Regions from separate parts of the Homo sapiens genome. Here regions 1 and 2 are each linked to region 3. Evidence: chromatin loops called from intact Hi-C (ENCODE). Cell type or tissue: psoas muscle. All regions are shown on one strand. Links, peaks and the distances in the headings refer to the core of each region. The heading gives the core; the rest is flanking DNA.

The links. Hi-C counts contacts between places; a loop is a spot of excess contacts. Peaks named below come from ENCODE experiments on the same cell type or tissue, not always from the same donor. Only the 100,000 strongest peaks of a DNase experiment are listed, where the experiment ranks them.
Region 1: it touches region 3 in a loop (8-fold over the local background); 106 of 110 quality-filtered maps call a loop at or near these places.
Region 2: a loop joins it to region 3, with 2.3 times the contacts of the local background. A loop is called at or near these places in 3 of 110 quality-filtered maps.

The regions. Positions count from the first base shown.
Region 1 is chr7:140,514,979-140,521,130 of GRCh38, reverse strand. It overlaps DENND2A (DENN domain containing 2A), which reads left to right. Exons shown (of 20, transcript NM_015689.5): 19 at 1,413-1,499; 20 at 2,393-2,711. The coding sequence ends at 2,424. Among named protein-coding and RNA genes, the nearest start is that of MKRN1, 39 kb to the right of the region's middle. In psoas muscle, for the core only: a CTCF peak has its summit at 3,028 (motif pointing left); DNase peaks (open chromatin) are centred at 1,582, 2,300, 2,590 and 3,010; H3K27ac peaks cover 1,667 bases.
Region 2 is chr7:140,401,543-140,407,694 of GRCh38, reverse strand. RAB19 (RAB19, member RAS oncogene family) reads right to left here and starts at 3,637. Exons shown (of 4, transcript NM_001008749.3): 1 at 3,478-3,637; 2 at 1-71. The coding sequence starts at 48. LOC124901759 (a long non-coding RNA gene) reads left to right here and starts at 3,227. Exons shown (of 2, transcript XR_007060561.1): 1 at 3,227-3,510; 2 at 4,873-6,112. RefSeq lists enhancers at 3,063-3,562, 3,563-4,064. In psoas muscle, for the core only: no CTCF peak of the experiment used is centred there; no DNase peak of the experiment used is centred there; H3K4me3 peaks cover 634 bases; H3K27me3 peaks cover 636 bases.
Region 3 is chr7:140,650,303-140,656,454 of GRCh38, reverse strand. LOC105375535 (a long non-coding RNA gene) reads right to left here. Exons shown (of 6, transcript XR_928047.3): 3 at 4,449-4,640; 4 at 3,826-4,061; 5 at 614-866. Among named protein-coding and RNA genes, the nearest start is that of DENND2A, 13 kb to the right of the region's middle. In psoas muscle, for the core only: a CTCF peak has its summit at 2,839 (motif pointing right); a DNase peak (open chromatin) is centred at 2,925; H3K27ac peaks cover 321 bases.

The DNA.
Region 1 (6,152 bases), core at 596-5,595, 140 kb after region 3:
GCCAAGGCAGGCGGATCACCTGAGGTCAGGAGTTGGAAATCAACCTGGCCAACGTGGTGAAACCCTGTCTCTACTAAAAATAAAGAAAATTAGCCAGGCGTGGTGGTGTGCGCCTGTAATCCCAGCTACTCAGGAGACTGAGGCAGGAGAATCGCTTGAACCCAGGAGGCAGAGGTTGCAGTGAGCCGAGATTGCACCATTGCACTCCAGCCTGGGCAACAAGAATGAAACTCTGTCTCAGAAAAAAAGAAAAAAAAAAACTACCTGGAAAAAGCCGGGCGCTGTGGCGCGCGCCTGTAATCCCAGCACTTTGAGAGGCCGAGGCGGGCAGATCACCTGAGGTCAGGAGTTCGAGACCAACCTGGCCAACTTGGTGAAACCCTGTCTCTACTAAAAATACAAAAATTAGCTGGGCATGGTGGCAGGCGCCTGTAATCCCAGCTACTCAGGAGGCTGAGGCAGGAGAAGCGCTTGAACCCAGGAGGCAGAGCTTGCAGTGAGCCACAGTGGCACCATTACACTCCAGCCTGGGTGACACAGCGAAACTCTATCTCAAAAAAAAAAAACCCTGGAAAGAACCCTCTGTCCATGAAAGATCAGTCAGCAATGAAGACAGAGTGCCTGAAGCTCAGACCCCAGGGGTCTGAGAAGCGGCTTAAGAGATGGCCTATCCAGCCATCCTCCCTCCACACCTCCACAGAGGGACTCCTGGAAAACTAAGCCACTTGGCCAGGGCCCTCGTACAGGAGAATGCAGGGAAATGGGAGAGCACAGACACCCCTCCCAAGCCAGGACAGTCCGGTTCAACTTTTTTTTTTTTTTTTGCGACGGAGTTTCACTCTTGTTGCCCAAGCTGGAGTGCAAAGGCGTGACCTTGGCTCACTGCAACCTCCGCCTCCCGGGTTCAAGCGATTTTCCTGCCTCAGCCTCCCGAGTAGCTGGGATTATAGGCGTGCACCACCACACCTGGCTAATTTTTTTGTATTTTCAGTAGAAAGAGGGTTTCACCATGTTAGCCAGGCTGGCCTCGAACTCCTGATCTCAGGTGATCTGCCCACCTCAGCCTCCCAAAGTGCTGGGATTACAGGCGTGAACCACCATGACTGGCCACTCCGGTTCATCTTTAAAACTGCCCGCCTGGCACAGTGTAGACGCTCGGAAGGCGTTTGTTGAATAAAAATAGGATTTCATCTATGAGGTGGCTTTATAGCTTTCCAAAGGGAGTTACTGCACAGGTGGGGCAATTATAAGAGCAATAAAATCCTTATAAAACCTCCTGATTCAGAGCATGTTTATAGGAGCAGCTTAGTCTCAGAAACAAGGTTTCTCTTTTCTCTGGTAGGGAGGAAATGGACACATTTAGAAGTGCAAAGACCAAGAACTCAAATGGCTGGGATTTCTCTTGTTAACAGGTCTGTTTGAGGTCCGAGCCCAAGAGTATCTGGAAACACTCCCCAGTGGAGAGCACAGCGGTGTCAATAAGTTCCTGAAGGGACTAGGTAAGGCCCCGGGCTCTGGGTGCCCAGCCTGTGTGCCTCTGAGCTGTCTGTCTCGGAGTCCCAGCCGGTTCCCTCCACTGGAGCCAGCGCCCTGAATAATGCAGAGCTCTACGGCCTGCGCTGGGCAGATGCTACTGGCATTTTAACCTCCTGTTCTAATCTGTCCCCAAAGAGAAAACAAAGGAAACGCTGCCCCCAGCACCTCCTTTTCTGGGTCCCCGGGCTTTCTTGCTGTCTTCTTTCTCTATGATCTCCTGCACTGTTAAATCTCAGAGGAACTGAGCTGAGGGAGCATGGCGGGAACCAGACAAGGACGTCTGGCAAGAAAGACTCGCACTGGTGTCCAAATTCCTCTGGAAAGTAGAAACGTGACACTTACAAGGACTGTAGTTTAATCAGTGAAAAGGCCCTTAAAGGGAAAGGGAGAATGAAGACAGCCAAAAAAGAGGACGGAGGCCCCAGTAGGGAGGTGTCTGCAGCAGTGAGGCCCTCCCAGAGGGCCTGTGAAGGGCGCCATATCTGTGCCTCCTGCAGGACGGAGGGCTACCTGGAAGCAGAGTGTTTTAAATACACACAGCATTGCTGGGCACTTTCTCCTCCCCTGGCTCCTGAGGGATGTGTTAATTCGGTGCTTCCTTTATTACCACAGAAGCAGCCAGCCCTCCTAGACAGCTCTGATGGTCTTCCTTTCAAACCCCCTCAAGTCTGAGGAAGACCCCACGGGGATCTCTGGAAAGAACAAAGCCCCTTTGGCTTCTCCAGAGCAAGGGATGAGGCTCCCTGGGGTGGCGTGGGGGCCCCGTTACCCGCACCACTTCTGGGTGGAAAGGGCAAGATTTATCTCACCCTCCTTTGTCTGCCTTGTGAAATGTTCTCATTTTCCTTTTTTTTAGGCAATAAAATGAAATTTCTCCACAAGAAATAACTCTCAGCCTCAAGGGAAAACTTCCTCCTAGTGCAGCCCTATGCTTTAAAAACAGTTCCTGGTGGCCTTTCTGAAAGGCTGGGTCCCAGGTTGTCACGGTGCGGAACTGGAGGCCGCGGTGGCTTCTGGCCGAGGCTGGGCTCTTCCCTGGATGAGGACCTGGGAGCCGCCTGGGAGGACAGCCCCAGAAAGGGAGCCCGAGACCAGGCGTGTCGCCGACATGCAAATGGGTTGTTTTGGTGGTTGGGTTTTTTTTTTTATCTTAGATATTAAAAGTAAGAAAAATGTGTGGGTTTTCTGTTTATTATGCCAAGGCCAAGAGGAGCCTGTCCTGCCCTACACGTTCCCCTCGTTCGTCCCATCCGGCCGCTCAGCAATGGAGCTAAGAGGAGTGGTGATGGGCAACAGAAATGAGGTGCTCCTCGGAGCGGGACTGACGACACATGAGGACTGTGAGGGGAGGAGGCGGAGCCGGTGCCTCGGGTTCAGGGAGTGAGGCCTCCTAGTGAAAGGCTGGGCCCTTGCCCTAGAGTGGAGGCTAGGGAGGAACGGGAGCTGTAGACGGATGTGGCTTCCCAGACACGCTGCTCTTCCAGAAGGGACAGTGATGCCACCTGGTGGCCGAGGCCATGGACGTCTCTCTTCCCAAATGGACCTGACTCTTCTTGACTGCCTTGTTCTCTTAGAAGAAGCCATGGAACTGTCCACTGCCTGAGTAGTCCCTGGCTTTTAGAGGCACACACACAAAAAGAGGTCAGTAAACTGTTCTAGGGGTCTTCAAGTTTACGACACTGCTCACGGCCCACCTTCCAACACATAGCCACAACTTTGACCCCGTTCCCATCTCATTCCAGGGGCCCAGAGCAGCATTAATGCAATAGTGGATGTGCACTGCCTGTACACGGTGGGGGGCGGGGGGACCTTTTGCGGCTGATGGTAACAAGATGGAGGGTGAGAACGCTGGGGCGGCGTCATGAGCCGTGTGCAGCCAGAGAGGCAGCTTGCGTTTTCTGGACCAGAAGCAGGGAGGGTGTGGAGAAGGCCAAAAACCTCAGGGCGACCTAAGAGCTGTCCTGCAGCGGGGACAGTGGGGACAGCAGGGACAGCGGGGAGGCAGGAAAAGCCCCGAACACAGCTGAGGCAGGTTCTCAGAGCAAGCCTCAGGGCCACTACCAGGTGACCCCTGCCCTCAGCTCTCACCAGCGACCCTCACAGAAACACAAAAGGGAGGGGCGCCGACCTCAACAATGGCCCAGAGGGGCCATACTGCCTGGCAGGGGTTCTCAACCTTTAGGGAGCGGGAGCAAGGGGCCTTCCGAGGATAAATAGAAATGAGGAAAATGAGGGGAGGTGACCTCTCATCCTTCCTCTTAGCTGGAGTTATGGACCCCCTCGCCCCTCCAAGTTCTACCCAGGCTTTGGTGTGTCCATTACTTTTTCAGAGGTGAAGATCCACAGTTTACATCAAATTCTCAAAGATGCTCCCAGAATGGTAGAAACCAGGCTGTGCATAAAAATTAACCTGCCTGGCCGGGCGCAATGGCTCATGCCTATAATCCCAGCACTTTGAGAGGCCAAGGCAGGCAGGTGGATCACCTGAGGTCAGGAGTTCAAGATCAGCCTGGCCAACATGGCAAAACCCCATCTGTACTAAAAATACAAGAAAAACTTAGCCGGGCATCGTGGTGCGTGCCTGTAATCCCAACTACCTGGAAGGCTGAGGCAGAAGAATCGCTTGAACTGGGGAGGAGAAGGTTGCAGTGAGCCGAGATCATGCCACTGCACTCCAGCCTGGACAACAGAGCAAGACTCCTTCTCAAAAAAACTCTGGCTGGGTGTGTGTGGGTGGGGACTAGGGGGATGCCTGAATGAGAATCCCTGAATCCTTGAGTGTGGGGGTTCAGGAATATGTATCTAACAAGCTCCTTGGATTAGTCAAGTTTGTGTGTGGGCTCAGGAATATATGTATCTAGCAAGCTCCTCAGACTAGTCAACTTTCTTAATAGTCTGCATATTTGTATATTGCCCAGAAAGGGACACTTTTTGGAATATACTTTCTTTTTTTAACTTATTTCGCATTATATTGTTTACTTAATAACTCCAAGCAAATAAATGTACATCTTTATCAACATTCCCAATGACTGCATAATATTCCATTCTGTGGGGATACTAAAAGCTATTAGTTCATCAGCCTTTGGCTCTTTATACATGCAGGACGTTTCCAGTTTTTAACATCATAACATCGAAAACAGCATCTTTGTACAAGTATCTTAGCACACTTGCCCCATCTTAATTTTCATTTTTGCTTAAAGTAAAATATACATACTTTTTTTTAAATTTATTTACTTTTTTTTTTTTTGAGATGGAGTCTCGCTCTGTCCCCCAGGCTGGAGTGCAGCGGCACGATCTTGGCTCACTGCAACCTCCACCTCCCGAGTTCAAGCGATTCTCCCCCTTCAGCCTCCTGAGTAGCTGGGATTACAGGCGGGCGCCACCACACCTGGCTAATTTTTGTATTTTTAGCAGAGACGGTGTTTCACCATGTTGACCAGGCTGGTCTCAAACTCCTGACCTCAGGTGATCCGCCCGCCTTGGCTCCCAAAGTGCTGGGATTACAGGTGTGAGCCACCACGCCCTGCCAAAATATACATACTTTAAAAATACACATACAGATATTAGTGTACAGCCTAACAAACGTTCACAAATGACCATGTGAAAGTTGCCAGAATCAAAATGGAGCCACACAGACACACAAAATACTTGTGTGAGGACATCTGCCCAGCAACTGCCTGTCCAGCCTCAGACTGGCGCCAGCCTTGTTATGGATCCTTGTAGCCAAGGATAATGATCTCAAAACAATGTGATCCTCCCTACTTTTCCTTTAAAAACCCTGTCTTCCTTTACCTCCTTGAATATGCAGCACATAGTTTTTACTATGTCCTGTGTATTACCATTGCAATGGCTATTCTCAAATAAACATGGTTTTCTTTTAGGAAAAAAAAAGAAGGTGGGCACAGAGGTCCATGCTTATAATCCTAACACTTTGGGAGGCTGAGGTGGGAGGATCACTTAAGACCAGGAGTTCAAGACCAGCCTGGGCAACATAGTGGGTCCGCCCATCTCTACAGAAAATTTTAAAATTAGCCTGGCGTGGTGGCGCACTCCTGTAGTCCCAGCTACTCAGGAGGCTGAGGCAGGAGAATTGCTTGAACCCGGGAAGCAGAGGTTGCAGTGAACCGAGATTGCACCACTGCACTCCAACCTGAGTGACAGAGCAACCTGAGTGACTTTCAAAACAAAACAAAACATCACGCCTGTAATCCCAGCATTCTGGGAGGCTGAGGTGGGTGGATCACTTAAGGTCAGGAGCTCGAGACCAGCATGGCCAACATGGCAAACCCCCATCTCTACTAAAAATACAAAAATTAGCCAGGTGTGGTGGCGGGCACCTGTAATCTCAGCCACTCAGGAGGCTGACGTGGGAGGATCACTTGAACTCAGGAGGCAGAGGTTGCAATGAGCTGAGATCACGCCAGTGCACTCCAGCCCGGGCAACAGAGTGAGACACTGTCTCAAAAAAAAAAAAAAAAAAAGGAATATCAATGAAACGAGTGACAGCATCCAGGGCCACAGGGGTCACACCCTCAGGCATATCAAAGCTGGTAAATAGAATTTTTTTTTTTTTTTTTTGGTAGAGATGGGATCTCACTATGTTGCCAGGGCTGTTC
Region 2 (6,152 bases), core at 488-5,487, 250 kb after region 3:
ATAGTCAAAGTTCTCATCTGCTGCCCTGGCTGAGCTGGAGAAGTGCATGGTTCTTGCCACCTAGAACAGAACTAGGAAGAAAGGATGGAATTCAGCACCAGGAACTGGGGATCCAGTACAAGACAAGACGAAGGGAGGTCATTACCTTCACAGTGCTACATCCTTGTGAGAGGACGATGCTAATGATGCTAGTCGGGCACAGAGGAGTTGTCCCCATAAGCTGACATCTGCCCTACGTGTGTTGATCTTACTTTAGGGGTGCTCTTGGAATAAAGAGGTTCTACTGCCATTCTCTGGTGGGTCCAGTGGACGGTCAACACCATCAGATAAAAGCAGTGATATATCCTAGGCCTGGAGACGAGGTGCCACATGCTCCATCAGAGTGCCCGGAGAGCAGGAGAATGGCAGAGGAAATGCCCACAGCAGTGACTCACCTGCCATTGGAGGTCCCACTAGTGTCAATTTCACCTGGGGAGAAAGATTCCCAACTGCTGTAAGACTGACCATCCAGGCCGTGCACGATGGCTCATGCCTGTAATCCCAGCTCTTCGGAAGGCCAAGGTGGGTGGATCACCTGAGGTTGGGAGTTTGAGACCAGCCTGACCAACGTGGAGAAACCCCATCTCTACTAAAAATACAAAGTTAGCTGGGTGTGGTGGCGCATGCCTATAATCTCAGCTATTCGGGAGGCTGAGGCCAGAGAATCACTTGAATCCGGGAGGCGGAAGTTGCAGTGATCCGAGATCATGCCTTTGCACTCCAGCCTGGGCAACAAGAGCGAAACTCCACCTCAAAAAAAAAACACCCAAAAAACAAAAAACTACTGACCATCCAGGTAGCTAGCAACGAGGACTGATAAGAGGTGATTGGTAAGTCAGCTTGGGGAAGAGTGACATGACCTTTTTGTTCTGTTTGGAGCCTAATTTTTTTGACCAGGAAATTAGGATTTTGAGAATATTCAAAATTAAAACCATGGCTATAATGTTATGGCATATTTTACCAAAGGCTGGTTATGGCATATTTTACCAAAGGTTTTTTTTTTTCTTTTTTTTTTGAGACAAAGAGTCTCGCTGTGTCGCCCAGGCTGGAGTGCAATGGCATGATCTCAGCTCACTGCAACCTCTGCCTTCCAGTTCAAACGATTCTCCTGCCTCAGCCTCCCGAGTAGCTGGGACTATAGACCTGCACTACCACACCCAGGTAATTTTTGTATTTTTAGTAGAGACGGGGTTTCACCATGTTGGTCAGGCTGGTCTCGAATGCCTGACCTCAAGTGATTTACCTGCCTCAGTCTCCCAAAGTGCTGGGATTACAGGCCTGAGCCATCACGCGCCGCCAGAAAATTAAGGTTTCTAATGACAGTGTTTCACAAACTAACTGATTATCAGAATTATCTGAGAGTATCATTGAAAAATATATATTTCCTTTTTTTTTTTTTTTTTTTTTGAGACAGAGTTTCACTCTTCTTGCCCAGGCTGGAATGCAATGGTGTGGTCTTGGCTCACTGCACTGCAACCTCCGCCTCCTGGGTTCAAGCGATTCTCTTGCCTCAGCCTCCCAAGTAGCTGGGATTACAGGTGCCTGCCACCACGCCTGGCTAATTTTTGTATTTTTAGTCGATACAGGGTTTTGCCATGTTGGCCAGGCTGGTTAGGAACTCTTGACCTCAGGTGATCTGCCCGCCTTGACCTCCCAAAGTGTTGGGATTACAGGCATGAGCCACCATGCCCGGCTGGAAAATAAAGGTTTTTAATGACAGTGTTTCACAAACTAACTGATTATCAGAATTATCTGGGAATATCATTGAAAAAATATATTTTTGGAGCTCATCCCAGACTTGCTAAACATATTTTACCTTGTTCTTTTAAAAATTATTTCTTAGTATTCTTTTTTTTTTTTTTTTTTTGAGACAGAGTCTCGCTCTGTCACCGAGGCTGGAGTGCAGTGGTATGATCTCAAAACTGCACTGGGCCAGGTTTTGTGTTTTGTGTTTTTAACTTTAAAATATGTTTAGTGCGCCAGGCCGCAGTCGCTCATGCCTGTAATCCTAGCACTTTGGCAGGCCGAGGCAGAAGGATCACTTGACGCCAGGAGGTTGAAAGTAGTCTAGGCAATATAATGAGAGCCCTGCGCCCCCCCTCCCCGCCCATCTCTATTAAAATAATAAGAAATAGGCCAGGGGCAGTGGCTCACACCTGTAATCCAAGCAATTTGGGAGGCTGAGGCAGGCGGATCACTTGAGGTCAGGAGTTCAAGATCAGCTTGGCCAACATGGTGAAACCCCATCTCTACTAAAAATACAAAAAATTAGCCGGGCGTGGTGGCATGCACCTGTAATCCCAGCTACTTGGGAGGCTAAGGCAGGAGAATGGCTTGAACCCAGAGGGCAGAGGTTGCAGTGAGCCGAGATCGCACCATTGCAGTCCAGCCTGGGCAACAAGAGCGAAACTCCGTTTCAAAAAACAAACAAACAAACAAACAAAAACACAAAACCAAAAACCTCTGTCTCTCTTCCCTCCCCTCCCCTCCCCTCTTGCTCTGTCTCTTCCCCAGGTGATTCTGATGATGAGCCAGGTTTGGAAAACACCAATCGACCAAGTCACCTACCTGAAACTTACTCCCACCATCAGCATCCCTGGCTTAAATGTCCACCTATGCTTAAATATCTCTGATCACAAGGAACTGACTACCTCCTGAAAAATTTCCATTTTGCACTGGGCAGCTCTCACTTCTGTGGGATTGACACCTCCCTCCATGAGGTTTCCATCTGTCTAGCTCCGTGCTATCCTTACTCTGCCAAGACACATCACATTCCTGTTCCACATGACAGCCCATCAGATATTTGAAGCAGCAAGAATATTCCCCCAAGGAGAATATCCCCATCCTCTTTAACTGTTCTTCCTGAGAGTGTGTTCGGACTCCTCATCCAATTGCTCTAAAAGTAACTGAAACCTGATCCCACTTAATGATTACATTTGATGTGCTGCAAATTGCCCCTGCCTTGTGACATCCTTCTTCACCTCTCCGTTTTACTTTGGTTTTCTCTAAAGTCATAGACAAGGACACTCTGTCTCATCACACAAGGTAAAATGCACTCAAATGTCCAATCTGCATGCAAAAACCCAGGGCTTTAAGGCGATGAAGAAGGATCCCATACCTCTCTTGGACCTCTCTGAAATCACATATGGGTAGATGATCCAGCAGACAACAGACACAATCAAACCACTTTTTTCCTGTCTGACTTTTCAACTAAAGACAGCCATTCCACTTCCGGTGTCTTGGTCTTATCACTGTAACTTGAGCTGAGACTTTACTTCCATGTCTCCCCCCACCCTCAGGAGTCCTCAGGGTTTCCACTAAAGCCCCCTTTCATTGAGCCTACAAGCCTTGCTGGGAGGCACAGGCAGCGTCCACCCCGATGATGTCCTCCCGCCGGCATCCCGCAGCCTTCGCCTTCCTGGTTCACCTGTCGCTTACCTGTCTCGCTCTCTCACCTCTGCTGGTCAGCAGGTAATGTTTTCGCTTTCTTCTGGGTTTGCTTTTCAGCCCCCCAGTGCCCCCTTCTTCCTCCTGCCTCGCTGCTTGGTGGGAAGTGTAGTTCTGGCCCCAGGTGTCGGGTTTGGCGTCCTGAGAAAGTGAAAGGAAAGTGCAATCCCTCCCACCTGCCCTGAGTCCGGAGCTGCCTCAGGGTACAAAGCGCCAGGTGAGGGCGGCCAGCACAGGGCAGGGCGCAGAGCCGGCTTTCTCACCAGCCTTCGCCGGCCTAGCGGAAAGCCCTCACAGGAAGGAACAGCCAGTGAATTAAACCAGTGCTGGCCCATACGACACTGCCCCTGCTCCTTTCTTCTACTTTACCTTGTCTTGTGGGCTTTTGCGTCCTTTGCTCTCAATTTGTCCTGGTGTCCCTTGTTAGGAAACAATTTCAGAATGTATCTCATGTAGTAACAGCGACTGTTTTGCAAAATGTTTGGGTCAGTTGTACATGTGCATATTGTACTGGGTGATGTAAAAAAAAAATTTTTTTTTTTTTTTTGGAGACAAGGTCTCACTCTGTCACCCAGGCTGAAGTGCAGTGGCACCATTCATGGCTCACTGCAGCCTCAACCTCCCGGGCTCAAGCAATCCACCTGCCTCAGCCTCCTGAATATCTGGGACTACAGCTGGCCTGAGGGTTGTTAGTTGAGATAACACCAACTAAAGGAGGATATAGATCTTAAGTAATTTATTTTATTATATATACATATTTTTTAGAGACAGGGTCTTGCTCTATGGCTCAGGCTGGAGTGCAGAGGCATAATTATGGCTCACTGCAGCCACAACATCCCAGGCTCAAGGAAGCCTCCCACTTCAGCCTCCCAAGTAGCTGGGACTACAGTCATACACCACCATGCCCCACTATTTATTGTTTTTAGAGCTGGGATCTCCCTATGTTGCCCATGGTGGTTTGACACTCCTGGGTTTGGCCAGGCATGGTGGCTCATGCCTGTGATCCCAGCACTTTGGGAGGCTGAGGTGGGCAGATCACCTGAGGTCAGGAGTTCGAGACCAGCCTGGCCAACATGGCAAAACCCCATCTCTACTAAAAATACAAAAATTACCCGGGTCTGGTGGTGAGCCTATAATCCCAGCTACTCTGGCAGGAGAATCGCTTGAGCCTGCGAGGTGGAGGTTGCAGTGAGCCAAGGTCGCGCCACTGCACTCCAGCCTGGGTGACAGAGTGAGACTCCGTCTCAAAAAAAAAAAGAAAAAAAGAGAAGAAACTCCTGGGCTCAAGTGATCCTCCTGCCTTGGCTTCCCGAAGTGCTGGGATTACAAGGCATGAAACCACCGTACCTGGCCAGATTGTAAGTAATTTAAGTCTTTGTTTTGTAGATCTGAATATCTCTTTGTGAGGAGTCAGAGAAAGGAGATGATGCAAAGAGAAGGAAGCAAAAACAAAACTAAAAGAACTTTGAAGGTATATGAGAAGAAAAAGCTGAAAAGAAAATGTCTGCCTCACTCCCTCAAAAATTCTACCATAGAGCAAAGGTTGACGTCCAGAAAACCTCAAGTTTATCAGTCCCAGATGCTGGCAGTAGAAGCATAAAGCTGAGGTGAATTTTCCTTACTATTTTTTCCCCAGAGTCTAGAACAGTAACTGCCTCCCAATGTCTATCACAGGGACCAGATTTTCTCCACTACATAGGATGTGATATGTAGGCAGTTAAATGGCATTATAGACACAATAAGCAAAATTGAAACAGAGACACCCTGTTGGATAAAATATTTACATCGGTGTCCTGTTTCCAAACTGTGGGCTGAGACCTATAAATGAGTCATGAAATCAACCTTTGTGGGTTGCAACCAGCATTTTCACAAGAAGGGATTAAGAAACAACTTCAGAATGTATCTTGTGTAGTAACAGTGACTACTGTTTTGCAAAATGTTTGGGTCAGTTGTACACATGCATATTTTACAGGGTGATGTAAAAAAAAAATGTTTTTTTTGAGACAGGGTCTCACTTTGTCTCCCAGGCTGAAGTGCAGTGGCACCGTCATGGCTCACTGCGGCCTCAACCTCCTGGGCTCAAGCAATCTTCCTGCCTTAGCCTCCTGTATATCTGGGACTACAGGTGTGCACCATCATGCCCAGCTATTTATTTCATTTTTTTGTAGAGCCAGGGCCTCACTTTGTTACCCAGACTGGTCTCGAACTCCTGGGATCAAGCAATCCTCCCACATCAGCCTCCCAAGGTGCTGGGATAACAGGCGTGGGCCACCGTGCCTGGCCTGAAATGTCTTTTTAACTGTAGGCTGGGGTCCGCAACGTTTGAGAAGCACTGAAATACAGGGCAATTTATTCACTGTCCAAGAACATTACTTCTATGATGTCTTCAGATAAATTTGAAAATATTTGTCTTACCCAAAATTCCAGTTACATATCCATTTTCAGGATACTCTCTTCTGAGTGAGATAAACTCAACACTGGCAGGTATAGCAAGAAAACAAAAGACTCTGCCAAATATTGCTGCAGGGTGAGAACCACCAGCACAATGTGGAAATCCAGTGTAGGTAAAGATTCGCCCCAAATGTGTGATCAGGAAATAAAACCTGTTAGGTGTCAGTGTCATGAAGTTCAGTGTCCAAATGTTGTCTTTCTTCTGGTAATGGTTA
Region 3 (6,152 bases), core at 687-5,686:
CCCCTGCAAAACCTTTCTTAAAGTTTTGTAACATGCACTCCAATGGAGTGGGTTTTGATGACTTTCCTCCTATTTCCTCCCTTTATGATGCAGCATACCCACTCTTCCTTTTGACTCAGACCAACCAGACCTTCTCCTATTATGGGAGTTTTCAGACACCACTTGGCTTTGGAGAGGTCCTTATTCCCACCACAATTCTGAGCTGTGGGGCAGCTCCTATTAGCCATATGTGGTTCGCCACTAGTCCAGGTTGGCCCCACACTTCGCTTGGAGCACACAGTCCACGCTAAGAGATCTGTGACTCCCCACATCACTCCCCACATTGGTTTCTCCAGGAACCATCTCTCACACACTTTCACACACCTCCCCATTCCCAGTTCCTGTGTTCCTAATTGGGATGGTGAGCCACTCTTGCCGCCTCCAGTTTCCTTTTCCTAACCAACTTAGCGAGCCACTCTCACATCCGGTGTCGGTTGGGATGTGAGTTTCATCCAAATTGGCGAGCTGTTCTTGCTGCCCCTAACCCGTCTGGGTCAGACTACCAGTTACACCCTGGGAAGGCTCCCCTTCTATCCTTATGAGACGGGTCCTGCCTTGGGCCCCAATACCTTACCGCAGTTCCTGAAGCACGCTGTTTCTGGAATTGTCCTGTAGCCCCTCTCAGGTTCTGTTGTGCTGCTGGGTAGGGGTGCTGGGTCACAGGAGAGCTGATTTCACCCCTCTAGGCTGAAGTTCTCCAGGTGGCACCTGGGGTCACAGGTCTCCCCAGGCCCGGGGCTCCAGCCCCATAGGGAAAGGAGACAGTAGATCTGCCGTCTCCACTCCTCCTGGCTGGCTCGCCAAGAAATGTTGCGGGATGCAGGGGACTAGACAAGTATGGGTGAATACAGGAGGATAATTATTTTAAGGTGTGCACCAGCTCAGTGGATTTATTTTTCCTTGAATTTCTGCCTCGATATTACCTAGATAAAGGTCGTCTTGTTTCTCTGACTACTTCATAAGACAAGCAAATTTTCACAAATTTAAAGGATACATTGTGGAAGGTCTGACTGAAAATAAGGCCCTTGTGGGCATCCTAGAAATTTATCTAGAATGGTGGCTCTCAAACTTTAGCATCCATCAGAATTAGTTGGAGCGCTGGCCCCACCCCATTGCTGACTTTTGTAGGTCTGGGGTGAGGCCCAAGAATGTGCATTTCTAACAGTTACTATATGATGCTGATGCTGTTGGTTTGGGGAAAACATTTTGAGAACCATTGACCTTGTAGATAGTGGTAGTGGTGAATATGGTGGTGGTGGTGGTGAAGATGGTGGTGGTGGTGGTCAAGGTAATGGTAGTGGGTGGTAACAGTGGTGGTGGTGATGGCGGTGACAATGGTGATGGTGGTGGTATTGATGTTGGTAATGGGGCGGTGGTTATATTGGTGGTGGTGATGATAATGGTGGTGGTCGTGGTGGTGGTGACAGTGGTAGTGGTGGTGATGGGGATGATAGTGGTGAGTGATGGTGGTGACAGTGATGATAGTGGTGACAGTAATGGTGGTGGCATTGATATTGGTAATGGTAGTGGTATTGTTGATGTTGGTGGTAGTGGTGGTAATAGTGGTAGTGATGGTAACAGTGGCGGTGGTGATGGTGATGATGTGACAGTGATGGTGGTGACAGTGGCAATGGTGGTGGCATTGATATTGGTAATGGTGGTGGTGGTGATGGTGATAATGGTGATGGTGATAGTGGTGGTGGTGGTGACAGTGGTGCTGGTGACGGTGTTGGTGGTGACTGGTGGTGGTGGTGACAAAAGTGGTGGTGATCATAATGATAGTGGTGGTGGTAACGGTGACGGTGATGGTGGCGACCTACAATCTCTGCAGAAATAGGCCCACCATAACCATCACCACCATCATTACCACCACTGTTACCATCCACCACCATCACCACCACCAAATGACTGGTGATGGTGGTGGCAGTGGTGAAAGTGTAGCATTGTAAAGAGCTAGAGTCAGCTCCCACACAGGTGAAGTTGAGAGATTATTACTGAGGCCCATGTCAGTTAGGAGAATTATGTCATACATATGAAGGCAACATGGGCAGTAAAAAACAAAACAAAACAAAACAAAAACAGTTCTATCACATATGAACCCTAAATCAAAGTTTATAAGGGCAACCATTGAAAATCACAGATGCTGGCTTGGAGTCAACCTGCTGCTCACATGGGTAACTTTATGCAATCCGTTTCAGGATTAGTAACAGGAGGGATGGATATATTTAGAATGTTGAATGAATTAAGAGACTGAATACGCAAAGGGACAATGGCCATATATAACTATGCATTTCTATGTCTAGTGTCATATATGGTCATTGACTCTGCATATTCAGAGGCTGTGACCCACAACCTTTGCAGCAACCGGGGCAGGAGCCAAGCCAACCTTCTATGGCGATAGGCCCAGAACGTCAGGATTTGCTCAATGACTGCCTGCTGCCCTAATTCTCACTGACACTTCCAACTCAGGACCAAGCCAAGAAAGCCAAAAATCCTCTCCAAACCCATCACATAAGATGCTGCTGCCTGCACTTTCCCCCTGCCAACATCTTCCAATTAGAGCCCACCTGAAACCTATAGAAGCCTTTCCCACTAGCATTTGAGTCTCCAGTTATATTTGACTCTCTGCCAAAGGCAAGTGATGGTGGCTGACTGTCTGGCCATAGAAAACGCTAAATAAATAGCCTCTGCCTTCCTCATTTGGGTGGCTTTCGTTGATCCGCATTGAATCTTCTCAACAGTGGAAAGCCAGCTAATTTTTAGGTTTCCAGGTGTATGAAATGCTCCTGCTGGTGTTGTTAACTCTATTTCCACTAGGTGGCACCATTCACTCGGGAAGGATAACACACGATTCCTGGAGGTTCCCAGACCCAACCGGGAGGCAAGGGAAGGGGAACTCTGCAAAAGCCCATCTGGCTTTGCTTCTCTTTCCACGTGAACCACATGACCGGGTTTAGCAGCTCGCGTGTAACACTGCTACCCAGCAGATGTGATGCAGGGCAAGTACTAGTTCAAGGGGAAGATGGTGGAGGTGGGGAATGGGCTGGCTCTGGGCTTCCCGGCCTCTGCATTTTAGGCATTCCGGACAAGACAATTCTTCGTTGTGTGTGGAGAGGGAGGCTGTCCTGTGCTTTGGAGGATGTTCGGCAGCATGTCTGGCCTTTACCCACTTGATGCCAGAAACAATCCTTGTCTTAGTCCGTTTGAGCTGCTATATAACAAAATACCATGAACTGTGTGGCTTAGAAACAGCAAATATTTATTGGCCGGGCGCAGTGGCTCACGCCTGTAATCCCAGCACTTTGGGAGGCCGAGGCGGGAGGATCACGAGGTCAGGAAATAGAGACCATCCTGGCTAACACGGTGAAACCCCGTCTCTACTAAAAATACAAAAAATTAGCTGGGCGTGGTGGCGGGCGCCTGTAGTCCCAGCTACTCGGGAGGCTGAGGCAGGAGAATGACGTGAACCCGGGAGGCGGAGCTTGCAGTGAGCCGAGATTGGGCCACCGTACTCCAGCCTGGGTGACAGAGTAAGACTCTGTCTCAAAAAAAAAAAAAAAGAAAAAAGAAAAAAGAAACAGCAAATATTTCTTTCTCACATTCCTGGAGGCTGAAAAGTCCAGGATCCAGGTGCGGCATGGTTGGGTTCTGGGGAGGTCCTGCTTCTGGGCTGCAGACCGCCGCCTTCTCACTGTGTCCGTGGTGGAAAGAGTGGGAGAGGGTGAGAGCTTTCTCTGGGGACTCTTTGATGAGGGCACTAAACCCATTCATGAGGGCTCCACTCACCTTCCATCACTTTGGGCGTTAGGATTTCAACATATGAATTTTGGAGGCGGACACGTTCAGACCATAGCACTTCCCTTTCCCAATTATGACAATAAAATATCTTCAAACATTGCCAAGTGTCAGCCAGGCATGGTGGCCCACATCTGTATTCTCAGCACATTGGGAGACCAAAGTGGGAGGATTGCTTGAGCACAGGAGTTTCAGACCAGCCGGGGCAATATAGCAAGACTCTGTCTCTACGGAAAAAAAAAAAAAAAAACCTGGGCACGGCAATGGGGCACACCCGTAGTTCTAGATACCCAGGAGGCTTAGGTGGAGGGATGGCTTGAGCCCAGGTGTTTGGGGTTGCAGTGAGCTATGATTGTGCCACTGCACTCCAGCCTGGGAGACAGAGTAAGACCTTGTCTCTTAAAAGAAAAAAAAAAAGAAAAATTACCAAATGTCCCCTGGAGAAGCAAAGAAGCAAAGTTGTCCCTGCTTGGGAATCACTAGTCTTAGGTCCTTTCGCACAGTTCTCTGCTGAGACCCTTTCAGCACCCCCTGACCTCCTTACCCCTCTTCCCACCCCACACTCACACTTTCTTCAGAACAGAATATAAGAGAAGGGAACGCCCTGCACTTACCTGCTGCAGCTTCAACGTCTTTGTTCCTCCTGAGCAGGCTCTAAACCAGTGTGTCTCTGGTGGGGACTTGAGCCACCTCCACCAAAAACACCTGGGCGGCTGTGCACCATGGCTCACACACCTGTAATCCTAGAACATTGGGAGGCCAGACAGAGCAGGAAGATCTCTCAAAACTAGGAGTTCAAGATCAGCCTGGGCAACAGAGTGAGACAACATAGTGAGACTCTGTCTCTACAAGCAAACACACACCTGGAGTGCTTGTAAAACTGCACGTTCCTGGGCTGCATCCCAGACCCCTTGCATCAGGATCACTCAGCGAAGGCCAGAATCTGTTCTTTTTTTTCTTCTTTTTTTCCCCCTTAAACTCAATGGGATTATCAGGCAGATAAAAAGTGTGAGAAAGGCCGGGCGTGGTGGCTCATGCCTCCACTGCACTCCAGCCTGGGGTAATCCCAGCACTTTGGGAGGCTGAGGCAGACGGATCATCTGAGGTCAGGAGTTTGAGACCAGTCTGGCCAACATGGTGAAACCCCGTCTCAGCTAAAACTACAAAAAATTACCCGGGCATGGTGATGGGTGCCTGTAATCCTGGCTACTCGGGAGGCTGAGGCAAGAGAATCGCTTGAACCCGGGAGGCGGAGGTTGCAGTGAGCTGAGATTGCACCACTGCTTTCCAGCCTGGGCAATAAGACGGAAACTCTGTCTCAGAAAAAAAAAAAAAGTGTGAGAAGCACTGGCCCTGCCCCTCCCCCCAGGTCCTGCTTGGTATCTCTGACCTGCAATTCCTTCCTAAGAGAGTCAGGCCCTGGCATGTGGATTTTGGCTCTGGGCCACCCATATCTACTCCCCAAGCTGGCAGAGGAGAAAATATCAGAAATAATACTGAAAGGGGCTGGGCGCGGTGGCTCACACCTGTAATCCCAGCACTTTGGGAGGCCGAGGCGGGCAGATCACGAGGTCAGGAGATCGAGACCATCCTGGCTAACACGGTGAAACCCCATCTCTACCAAAAATACAAAAAATTAGCTGGGCGCGGTGGCGGGTGCCTGTAGTCCCAGCTACTCGGGAGGCTGAGGCAGGAGAATGGTGTGAACCCAGGAGGTGGAGCTTGCAGTGAGCCGAGATAGCGCCACTGCACTCCAGCCTGGGAGATGGAGCGAGACTGTGTCTCAAAAAAAAGAAAAGAAAAGAAAAGAAATAATACTGAAAGAAGCAGGGAAAGGAGGAGGCAGTTGTGTGTGTGTGCCCTGCGGCAATGACCCATCCCTTCCCCGTGAGACCACGGCCTCCTCGCTTTCTCTTTTTCACTCTTCAGTTGAATTTTCTCCATTACTCCTTATCACGAGAATCTCTCCTCTAGTTCCTGCCTTCTGGTTTTCTAGGTGGCTTGCTCCAGACACCTTTCTCCCGGTGTCACGTAACTGGACTACTACTACCCACGTGCAGTGCATGTGCTAACCCTGTGTGGCCAAGGCAAGTCTCCCCTCCTTCTGCCTCGAGGGCTTGGGCTGCTCATCTCTGAGGCCACTTCCTGCTCTGACACGGTATGCCCCCACCATGCTGTGTGCAACTCTGTTGCCCCTGGACCCTGTTAACTTCTTTATTTTATTTTATTTTTGAGACGGAGTCTCGCTCTGTCACCCAGGCTGGAGTGCAGTGGTAAAATCTCGGCTCACTGCAACCTCCGCCTCCTGAATTCAAGCG